Regions from separate parts of the Homo sapiens genome. Here regions 1 and 3 are each linked to region 2. Evidence: chromatin contacts called from ENCODE Hi-C or POLR2A ChIA-PET data. All regions are on one chromosome and are shown on one strand. The core of a region is the stretch at or near the end of the contact, and the rest is flanking DNA. Distances in the headings are between cores, read along the strand shown.

What was found. A loop is a pair of places that touch in the nucleus more often than their neighbours do. ChIA-PET counts read pairs that join two places held with the same protein, here RNA polymerase II (POLR2A). Pooled maps may share reads with other maps.
Region 1: a loop to region 2 is called in a pooled map, with 3 times the contacts of the local background. The contact joins two enhancer-like sites. A Hi-C loop is called at or near these places in 4 of 37 single-sample maps with no recorded cell type and 3 of 50 pooled maps. POLR2A ChIA-PET finds 5 or more read pairs at or near these places in 1 of 52 experiments (naive thymus-derived CD8-positive, alpha-beta T cell).
Region 3: a pooled map shows a loop between it and region 2 (6-fold over the local background). The contact joins two enhancer-like sites. A Hi-C loop is called at or near these places in 6 of 168 maps with a recorded cell type or tissue (B cell, CD14-positive monocyte, GM12878 and 2 more), 29 of 37 single-sample maps with no recorded cell type and 17 of 50 pooled maps. POLR2A ChIA-PET finds 5 or more read pairs at or near these places in 8 of 52 experiments (A549, B cell, OCI-LY7 and 4 more).

The regions. Positions count from the first base shown.
Region 1 is chr6:134,397,169-134,400,885 of GRCh38, forward strand. No RefSeq gene overlaps it. Among named protein-coding and RNA genes, the nearest start is that of LINC01010, 39 kb to the right of the region's middle. Within about 2 kb of position 1,428, at least 2 of the 41 ENCODE cell types and tissues checked have a DNase peak (open chromatin) inside an H3K27ac peak, as active enhancers do.
Region 2 is chr6:134,234,627-134,238,056 of GRCh38, forward strand. All of the region lies in intron 2 of SGK1 (serum/glucocorticoid regulated kinase 1), which reads right to left. Among named protein-coding and RNA genes, the nearest start is that of SGK1, 82 kb to the right of the region's middle. RefSeq lists enhancers at 1,175-1,334, 1,375-1,664, 1,805-1,854. Within about 2 kb of position 1,510, at least 8 of the 41 ENCODE cell types and tissues checked have a DNase peak (open chromatin) inside an H3K27ac peak, as active enhancers do.
Region 3 is chr6:134,376,918-134,380,864 of GRCh38, forward strand. No RefSeq gene overlaps it. Among named protein-coding and RNA genes, the nearest start is that of LINC01010, 59 kb to the right of the region's middle. RefSeq lists a silencer at 3,576-3,635. Within about 2 kb of position 2,299, at least 7 of the 41 ENCODE cell types and tissues checked have a DNase peak (open chromatin) inside an H3K27ac peak, as active enhancers do.

The DNA of each region.
Region 1 (3,717 bases), core at 178-2,677, 160 kb after region 2:
TTTTCACATTCTTCCTTCAAAAGCTATTGCTTGTTGTGTGATGTGAGTGAAAATAACTTCTACCACCACAACTCAGTCCTGCAGGCTTTTTGTCACTTACTGAAGCAATTAAAGGCTAATAGCACTTGTTTGTGTTTCCAGAGCAGAGCATAGAAGTGCATATCTGTAGTCCCTAAAGTCAGCTCATGCAGGACAGAGTATTCTGGACACACAGCACGAATCGGAAGAGCTGTGGAATCAGTTTGGGAAAATGTTGAATTGCATATAAGAGGAGGAGATTTAACATCTGCGCATGTTTTCTCTAGTACTATCTGTCTATCTGTCTATCTATCTATCTATCTATCTATCTATCTATCTATCTATCATCTATCTACCTACTTACTTATCTACCTACCTACCTACCTACCTACTTATCTACTTACCTATAAATGAATAATAGCTGCTGGTGGGTAACTGTGGCTCTTTGTTTTCATGTAAAGAGCATATTTCAGAGAAGTGGACTTGTTTCACTTTTTTTTTTTTTTTTTTTTTTTTTTTTTAGGTCCTAAATGTAGCTTCTAGGAGACTTAGTTTAGGGGAAGTAAAGAAAATGATGTTAACTGTGGATCACTGGGCCCTCAGGGCAGATGCCCACCCATCTGGATACCGGAGATAGCACCTGCTCCTAGTTTCATGGCCGATTTTGCCTGCGTCTGCTTCACTGGTTGTACCCATGGGTGGTGACTTCTTCAGAAAGTGATCTCATAACCTGTTTGCACATTGTTTTGGAAGTAAACGTTGCCAGAGATTAAAGTATTAAATGTAATCTTACTTACCCTTCTAGAGGACATTGCGGCAAAAATATTCTTCCAAAGGGATGCCTGATATTACAGATGGATCCAGGTTTTGTAGGGCCTATGTTTATGCAATTTTGTAGAACTTCTTTAATAAAAAGTATATAAAAAGTTGATTTCATAGAAGTAAAAAGTAGTATAGAAGATACCTGAGGCTGGGAAGGGTAAGAGGAAGGAGGATGATGAGAGATTTTTGAAAGGATACAAAGTTACAGCTAGATAGGAGAAACAAGTTCCAGTGTTTTATTTCACTGTAGGATGACTATAATTAGTAATAATATGTAGTGTCAAATGGCTAGGAGGATATCAAATGTTCTCAACACAAAAAATAATAAACGTTTGAGATCTGATCACTAAACATTACATGTACAGCACTATGTACCCCATAAATGTGTACAATCATTATACATCAATTAAGAAATAAAAGAAAAAAGAAAAAGTATTGATACGGTTTGATTCTGTGTCCCCATCTAAATTTCATCTTGAACTGTAGTCCCCTTGTGTCAGGGTAGGGACTTCCTGGGAGGTGACTGGATCATGGGGGCGGTTTCCCACACGCTGGTCTCATGATAGTGAGTGAGTTCTCATGAGATCTGGTGGTTTAAAAATGTTTGGCAGTTGTCGCTTTGCTCTTTTTCTCTCCTGCCACCATGTAAGACGGCCTCACTTCCCCTTTGCCTTTCACCATGACTGTAAATTTCCTGATGCCTCCCCAGCCACGTGGAACTGTGAGTCAATTAAACCACTTTCCTTTATAAATGACCCAGCCTCAGGCAGTTTTTTATTGCAGTGTGAAAATGGACTAAGATAAGTATATAAAAGTCGTTATAAAAGTAAACATTTATTTAGAGTTAGAAAAGAAATCTCAACATATTACAATTTAAAAATATGACAAATACTACAAACATCACAAAATCCAGAAAAACCGTAATATTTATTATTAACTAACGGCTTGATTCACCTCTACAATACTTTCTTACTTACATATTTTGGCAGCATACTTTGATTTTTCTGTTAACGTGTTGGCTTTAAAAAATCATTTTCCATGAAGAAAATAGAAATGTAATTCAATCTTATAGTACGCTTGACTTATATTTATTATTTATTGTTGATAATTGGAAAGAATAAAATATTCAACTCACAGAGATATATATTTTGTTTGTAGTATTGCTAAAGGTTTGTGCTCCACAAAAGAAGAAATTCTGATAACTTCTATTTTACGTGATAACCATTAAGCAAAGAAAAGCAAATGGCCAGGTACAGTGGCTCATACCTGTAATCCCAGTACTTTAGGAGGCGAAGGCAGGAGGATAGCTTGAGCCTAGGAGTATAGCTTGAGCCCAGGAGTTCGAGATCAATCTGGGCAACATAGTGAAACCTCATCTCTATTAAAAAAATACAAAACTTAGATGGGTTTGGTGGTATGTGCCTATGGTCCCAGCTACTCAGGAGGCTGAGGTGGGAGAATTGCCTGGGCCCAGGAAGTTGAGGGAGCAGTGAGCTGAGATCATGCCACTGCACTCCAGCCTAGGTAACAGAGTGAAACCCCATCTCAGAAATAAATAAATAAGAAAAGCAAAGAAATATGTTTCAGTTATTAAATATATGTCATTATCAAGTATGTTCCTAAGAAGAGAGAATTTCCAATTAGACTAGACATCATGAGAACGGGATCTTCCGCTTAATCTTTTTTTTTTTTTTTTTCTTTGAGCTAGGGTTTCTCTCTGTTGTCCAGGCTGGAGTGCAGTGGTGTGATAATAGCTCACTGCAGCCTCAACTTCCCAGGCTCAAGCAATCTTCTCACCTCAACCTCCTGAGTAGCAGGGCCTATAAGGCAGGCACCACTAGACCTGGCTAATTTTTGTATTTTTCTGTAGAGACAGGGCCTCACCTTGTTGCACCACCTGGTCTCAAACTCCTGGGCTCAAATGATCTGCCTGGCTCGGTCTCCCAAAGTGTTGGGATTACGAGCGTGATAGTCAGTAGTCCCTACAGTCAGCTCATGCAGGACACTGTGAGCCACTGTGCCCCGCCTAAAATTTTAAACATCTGATAATCGGGAGAAATTTTCCATGGACTAGCCCTGGCTCCATATGTCTCAAACCTTGTGTGTCCTCCGTGGTTGGTAACCTTGTGGTGCCAAGCACTACTAGGAACATTCGCAGTGAGGCAGCCTCTGGCCCAGCACTTTCATGTCTCAGTGCTGGCTGGGTGGGCCCAGTGGATAGTCAGAGCCTGCCTAGGAGCCACTCCTACACTAGGACAACTGGCATTAACCACGTGGAAGTGATCATGAACTATAGAAACATATACCAGTAAAACCAAATAAATGTGTCCTCAACTAAACTTCCCTTCAGCCGCATCTCAAAAACATATGTAGCTGCTCCAGCTTCACTGAACTACGGAACTCTGATATAGGAAATTTCTACCTGGATTAGATGTAAGAGTTTTAACAAACTATAGCAAAAGTATATTATTACTGCAACTTTTATAAAGCATATAACCATGTGAACACATTGCCAGGGTTTCTCCCAAAGTCTTGGAAGAGACCGATGAAAGTGATGGGCTAGGAAGATTAATCTCTCTCTTTCAAACTCTTTTTTTCTATCCCAGGGCTTCATAAGCCCATAAGGCATTTAAGCACCTGCTTTAGAGGAGGAAGCTGTGTTTTCTTTACTTTTAGAGGATGGGGTCACTAAGCCTAAATGCCACTGGTCCACTTGGGGGCAGTTATCCAATTCTGATCTGACCCCAATTATTGCTTTTTACTCTATCATGACTAACTAGGAAATTAGCCTAACAATTCTCATGAAAACGAGTGATTGTGCTTTTCCTGTCCTTTTAATACCCAACTTAGTTTTAAAAGAATATTTTGATGCTTAAT
Region 2 (3,430 bases), core at 260-2,759:
CAGTATTTGGGAGGCCGGGGCGGGTGGATCACCTGAGGTCAAGAGTTTGAGACCAGTCTGGCCAACATGGTGAAACCCCATCTCCACTAAAAATACAAAATTAGCCAGGTGTGGTGATGCATGCCTGTAATCCCAGCTACTCAGGAGGCTGAGGCAGGAGAATGGCTTGAACCTGGGAGGTGGAGGTTGCAGTGAGTTGAGATTGCGCCATTGCACTCCATTCTGGGCAACAAGAGTGAAACTCCATCTTATAAATAGATAAATAAATAAGACTAATTGGAAAACTTGGAAATTATTTAGAAGACAGCTCCAAGGATGGCAAAATGAGTCAAGTATTGGAAAAAAAGACCAATGAGGAGAGGCAAACAAGACATAATTAATTTTCTTGAAGAGAAGACCAAATGACAATTGAAGAAGACAGTCTATGAATTTATAGAGAGCTTTATATACAGACAGGGTTGGTTATCATCGCTGAGTATAAAACAAGGGAAACAGGCTTGGTGTGTAGCATAATGGCTTTGTTCGACACAGTAAAGCTAACTAAATGTCAAAATAAGATGCAGGTGGAGGTTGAGCAGTCTTTTCTAAAGCCATGAATAATAAGATAGCAGCTTCTTTGTATGGCTCTGACTGAAGGTGAGAGATGTGCTATGTAAGCTTTCACATCGCTTCCAGGGCTAAGATTCAGGTCCTTGGGGAATATCTTCCTGAATTCAGGGAGTTAATGCCAACTCTGAAATCAAATTACTGGAACATAGTAAAGAAAGCGGGGGGAGGAAGCAACTAGAATCAAGATGAAAATGTAACTTCAAACCCTGTTTAGAAAAAAATAATGAGATTACTTTAAAATAATAAAATTTATTATTAAAAATTTAGAGAAGTTTTGACAAGGAGGAAGTGGAAAAAATAGATATTTTTATTTATTTATTTATTTATTTATTTATTTATTTATTTATTTATTTTTGAGACAGTTTCCCTCCTGTTGCCCAGGCTGCAGGGCAATGGCACGAGCTCGGCTCACTGCAACCTCCACCTCCAGGGTTCAAGTGATTCTCCTGCCTCAGCCTCTCGAGTAGCTGGGACTACAGGCATGCACCACCATGCCTGGCTAATTTTTTTTGTATTTTTGGTAGAGAAGGGGTTTCACCATTTTGGCCAGGCTGGTCTCAAACTCCTGACCTCAGGTGATCCTCTCTCCTCGGTCTCCCAAAGTGCTGGGATTATAGGTGTGAGCCGCCGCACCTGGCCATAGATATTTTAGATAAGGAACAAGATCAAGCATTAAACTGTGAACAAGGTATTTCTAATTAACTAATTTTTTTTTTCAAACACAGCCTTAGGAAACGTGACTCCAACCATGGAGAGTTTAGGTCAGCCCTGATTTTGAGGCCACATGCTCCATCCTCACAGGTGGGTGAGGTCCCTTAGTTGGTATTGTTTGATGATTCTATTAGTTCTTGACTTTTCTGTATATATTTTAATGTACAGTAAAGGGATTGTAGTATTGGCAGGTTTGTCCCAAAATAGACTGTGAGTCAGTTATGAAGGAGGGGGATTCCAGGAACTAGAATTTAAGAGTGAGGAAGTTAAACACAAATTTACATATGACTCAGTACTAACACATTTTACATAATATTGGGTACTTTCTCTTCCTGTAATTGCCTCTATGCTTCATTTGTTGTTTTCACCAATAGCCCTAAATAAGTGGTTTTAAAAAACATTAAGGGAGGCTGGTAGATCACGCCTGTAAGCACTTTTGGGAAGCTGAGGTGGGCGAATTGCTTGAGCCCAGGAGTTCAAGACCAGCCTGGGCAAGATGGCGAAACTCCGTCTCTACAAAAAATACAAAAATTAGCTGGGCATGGTGACACGTGCCTGTAGCCCCAGCTACTTGGGAGGCTGAGATGGGAGGATCACCTGAGTCTTTGAGGTTGAGGCTGCAAAGAACAACAATCTCCCCACTGCACTCCAGCCTGGATGACAGACCGAGACTCTATCTCAAAAATAAATAAGTAAATAATGAATTTTAAACACACACACACACAGACCCACACACAACCATTAAGGGATGACTAATTTGGGGTGTCTTGCCAGCAATTCAAATGTCTAAAATAGCCTTATTCTAGCATTGAATGTTAAAGCCTTTTTCTTTAGACAGACTAATTGCAGAATGAAATGGTTTGCTACCTGTTGAGCTCCAATTCTCCCCTTCTCAAAAAATCAAGAGGCTATGAACTCGCAAGTGTTAATGGGATTCAGATAGAAGCCATCACTGCTATTTTAAATTTTCCTGTGTCTCCCACTAACATTATATCCAAACATCAAAACATCCACAACAATCATCCCCAAGGTTGCTGCTGTATTATTTATAAATGAACACATTGTTGGGTGAATACATTCCACTTTTGAAATTAATTTTCTTTTTCTTTTTCTTTTTTTTTTTTTTGAGATGGGGTCTCACTCCGTCACCCAGTTTGGAATGCAGTGGCGCGATCTCAGCTCACTGCAACCTCTGCCTCTGGGGCTCAAGCGATCCTCCTACCTTAGCCTCCCAAACAGCTAGGACTGCTGGCACATGCCACCATGCCCGGCTAATTTTTTTGCATTTTTGGTAGAGACAGGATTTCACCATGTTGCCCAGGCTGGTCTCAAACTCCTGAGCCCAGGTGATCTACCCACTCTGGCCTCCCAACGTGCTAAGATTACAGTCATGAGCCACTGTGCCTGGCCTGAAATTAATTTTCACTGGTTTATTTTCATAAAATAACGCTGGACACAGTGGCTCATGCCTGTAATCCCAGCACTTTGGGAGGCCAAGGCAGGCAGATCACTTGAGGTCAGGAGTTTGAGACCAGCCTGGCCAACATGGTGAAACCCCATCTTTATGAAAAATACAAAAAATTAGCCAGGCGTGGTGGCATGCGCCTGTGATCCCAGCTACTCAGGAGGCAGAGGGAGGAGAATCGCTTGAACCCGGGAAGGCAGAGGTTGCAGTGAGCCAAGATCGTGCCACTGCACTCCAGCCTGAGTGACAGTGAGGCTCTGTCTGAAAAACTAATAAATAAATAATATTTTCATAAAATAAACTCAATTTCAGTTACATACAGTTTTTTAGGAAAGTGCTTTTCTTTTGTAGCTTTGTTTTTTCCGTCCTATTGCATAGTCTGGCTTCACTGAAATAGCTTTCCACCAAAATATTCTCTTCTCTCAAGCAATAGTATACTGAAGAGAACAAGTAAGTTATTTATTTGCAAGCCCATAGGATTTAAATTAGAATAAACTTGTCCTTGAGAATAATATACTCTAAATAATTCATATGAGTCACAAAATTTTATACCAGAAAAAGTGTGTAAAAAACATCTTATTCCCCAATATTATGATTCCCTCAGTTTGTATGACTTAATAATTCTTTTTTTAGAGTATAATTGTT
Region 3 (3,947 bases), core at 1,049-3,548, 140 kb after region 2:
CTTTACACCTCAGGGTTGTAACATCTGCTGTGACTAGCCCCAGCATGTCACTCTTCTTTGTGGTTTTCCCACATCTGCCTATACCCTATCAACAGTCCCTTTACTCAACCCTCCTGGAGTATGCCACTTGCTTCCTGTTGGGGCCCTGATTGATATACCTACTAGGGATTCCACTTATGATCACTCTCATTTTGCTCAGGAGTCGAAGTTATGGTGATAGACATTGTATCCACAGGTGTAACTACTTGAAAGAGAAGCAATTTTTGGAATCATACCCTACCATCTGCCTTTGTTTTATTAGATCTAAAAATCTAAATTAACCATATTTTCATTTTGTCCTAAAATGCCTTATTATTGTATTTTTCTCAACACTTCTATAATATGCCATGCATATTCTTATTTTTTGAAAATTATATAATTTGTTGGTAATTACTAATTTTATGTACCTACACTACTTACTCTGTTGCCAGGCTGGAGTGCAGTGGCGTAATCCTGGCTCACTGCAACCTCCCCTCCTGGGTTCAAGTGATTCTCCTGCCTCAGCCTCCTGAGTAGCTGAGATTACAGGCACGTGCTACCACACCCGGCTACTTTTTATATTTTTAGTAGAGAAGGGGTTTCACCATGTTGGCCAGGATGGTCTCGATCTCTTGACCTTGTGATCCACCCGCCTTGGCCTCCCAAAGTGCTGGGATTACAGGTGTGAGCCACCACACTCAGCCTGTGATATAATTTTCTAATATAAATGAGGGGGCTGGGCACAGTGGCTCACGCCTATAATCCCAAAATTTTGGGAGGCAGAGGCGGGTGGATGACCTGAGGTCAAGAGTTCGAGACCAGCTTGACCAACATGGGGAAACCCTGTCTCTACTAAAAAATACAAAAATTAGCCAGGCATGGTGGTGTACCCCTGTAATCCCAGCTACTTGGGAGGCTGAGGCAGGAGAATCACTTGAACCTGGGAGGCGGAGGTTGCAGTGAGCTGAGATTGCCCCACTGCACTCCAGCCTGGGCTACAGAGCGAGACTCTGTCTCAAAATCAATCAATCAATCAGAGAATTCACAAAAGGAACTAACTTACAGAACTTTATAGCTGGTTACTGGTATTGCTATCCAAATTTGCTGCTTTTCATGCAGGTGTCTTTGTCAAGGATGGGCTGTGACATAAAATGCAAACAACTGTTTTTAATGCTACATTTAGTATACATTTTAAGTTCTCATTTAGGGCAAATGTTCACTGCAAATTAAACTAGAATATACAAACATTTATAATGTAAAATATAACTTGTATTAGGGGTTCCTCACTTGAAGAAAACCCAAAATAAAACTCAACTTGATAAAAAATATTTGAATATATGGGATGATAATTCAAGGTTTTTCCATGAAATAGGAATGTCTCAAATGTCAAAAAGAAAATTGAATTTGAAAGTCCTTTTGAGCATACTGGTTGACTAAAGTGAAGGACACCTTTTTTATTTGTTTATTTATCAATTTACTTATTTATGAAATTTTAAAAATTAAGTAAATTTGCTTCCTCCTCATAGCCTCTTCTCTAAAGCTTATCTTAATCATGTCTTCTCCTTAACCATAAGCCTACATGCTCCTAATTTTATGACTTTGTGATCACTGCAGGTTTTTATACCGTTACTCTAAACAGAATTCCAGGCTTATCTTTGCCATACCAATATCTGATGAAAGTTGTCAGCTGTATACAAAAACAAAATGACCTTCTGCTCAAGTTCCCTACCCCCACCCTCCACCCCACAATGACTGTAAATATAAACACATTTTTAAAATTTCTTAAATATTTTCTTTATAGAAATCCAATTTAATCTCTATATCTGCCAGGATATTCTTTCAATTCATTTATCAGTACACCTTTTGAGGTTATAATAGTATGGAGAATTATAAGGAGAGTTCTAAACCAGGGATAACAAGTTAAGTAACAGGAAGATGCATAAGAAAATCTATTGTTACTGATGGAGGGTCTTGACTACAAGTCTTCCAGGCTCTTGACATTTTGAACAAATAATTGGACAAAACGCACAAAGAAATGAAAGAATGAAGCAGCGAAAGCACAGATTTATTGAAACAAAAGTACATTCCACAGAGAGGGAGCCACAGAAGCAAGCAGCTGATGAGCGCTTGTTACAGAATTTTCTGGGGTTTAAAAATACCCTCTAGAATTTCCCCATTGGTTACTTGGTCACACCCCATGTGAATGAAGGAATGGCCCACAACCAGTCTGATTGGTTGCAGAAGGCGACCAATCAGAGGCTGAAGTGAAGTAACAAAGTTACACTCTTAGGCAAATGAAGACTAGGCCCACAACCAGTCTGACTGGTTATGCGAGGGGGCCGATCAGAGGTACTTTCCATTTATCATCTGCCACACAGTGCAAAGGGAGTAGCCTCTGATCCTTTTGTTACTTCAGTGTGTAGAGGTGGGGTTTTCCTTTTGATTCAGTTATAGGAAGTCAGCACAAATCGGCCTTAGTTTCCCGGCCTCCACACCCTATTCTCCTGTCTCACTGTGGTTTCTTTGTTCACCTTTATCTGTTTAATAGCATGTATTCATGCTTCTCACTGCCACTAATATGTGTTTTGGATGATGCAGCAAGCTAAATACAATTGCTTACAGGTCAATTCATTGAAAATATTTTCACTTCAGCCCTCTTCAAATTAAATAAGTGAAATGAAAGAATAGATCAATTAATCATTTTAGTAGCTAGGCCCTGGGTTATTGAGGTCAGTGACCTTGGTGGGCTGATAAATGAATTTGATCCTGGGGAGGTTTCTGTTTCCCTTGTTTTAATCATTTATGTGTGCCCTATTATTCATAGAGAGAGGTACAGTGCTAGCACTCCAAATTCAAGTTCATTAATATTACACAACAGATGCAGGTGTTTCCAGGACGGCTAAGTCAGAATAGCCCTTTTCACTGGAAAGTGTGAAAGCCAAAGTAATTGTCTTCCAACTATGCAACAGGCACAGAAGTGCATATTAGGATTACTGAAGTTGAAATTTTTACCTGACTCTCATTTGCTTCTTTCCATGCTTTGAAATAACCTTTTCCTTCTTCCTTCTTCTCCTCCTCCTTCTCTTCTTCTTTTTTGTTTTTTTTTTTCTTCTTGTATTTCAAAAATCATAAGGCCAGTAATTTAAAAGCATGGGTAGTCTTTTTCTTTATGAAAGTTTAAGCTAAATACCTGTGCATCTTCATACACTCTTGCTTACTATTGACTGAACAAGTTTGGAATTGAGGAATGCTGATGTTCTAGTTATGCCCATTTTCTTCTACCAAACAAGGTATTAAGTTTTGTCTACATATACAAACTATTGTATAAACAGGAACAAAATGAATTCTGGCAAAAAAAAAAAAAAAAAAAAAACTGGTTATTTTTTAAATGTTTATTTGAATGGGTAAAATCAAATAAAATAGCCAATGGATTATTATTTATTTATTTATTTATTTGAGCCAGGCTCTCACTCTGACGCCTAGGCTGGAGTGCAGTGGCATGATCTCAGCTCACTGCAGCATCAACTTCCTGGGCTCAGATGATCCTCCCACCTCAGCGCCTCTGTAGCTGGGACTGTGGGCGTTCACCACAACACCAGGCTAATTTTTTTGTATTTTCTGTGGAGACGAGGTTTCGCAATGTTGCCAGGCTGGACTTGAACTCTTGGCCTCAAGCAATCTGCCCGCCTCAGCCTTCCAAAGTGCTAGGATTACAGGCGTGAGCCACTATGTCCAGCTGCCAATGAATTATTTACCTAAATTGAACAATTTTTTTCAAATGAGTCTAAAGATAGCCTAACACTCAATTTTCAATCCTCACTAAAGCAGGAATTCTCCAGCGCTCAGAGATAAACAAACAAACAAAAATCCAAGAAAAATATATGGAGCCTTCTTTTTATAATTTGAAATTCTGTAGGTAATTGCATCCC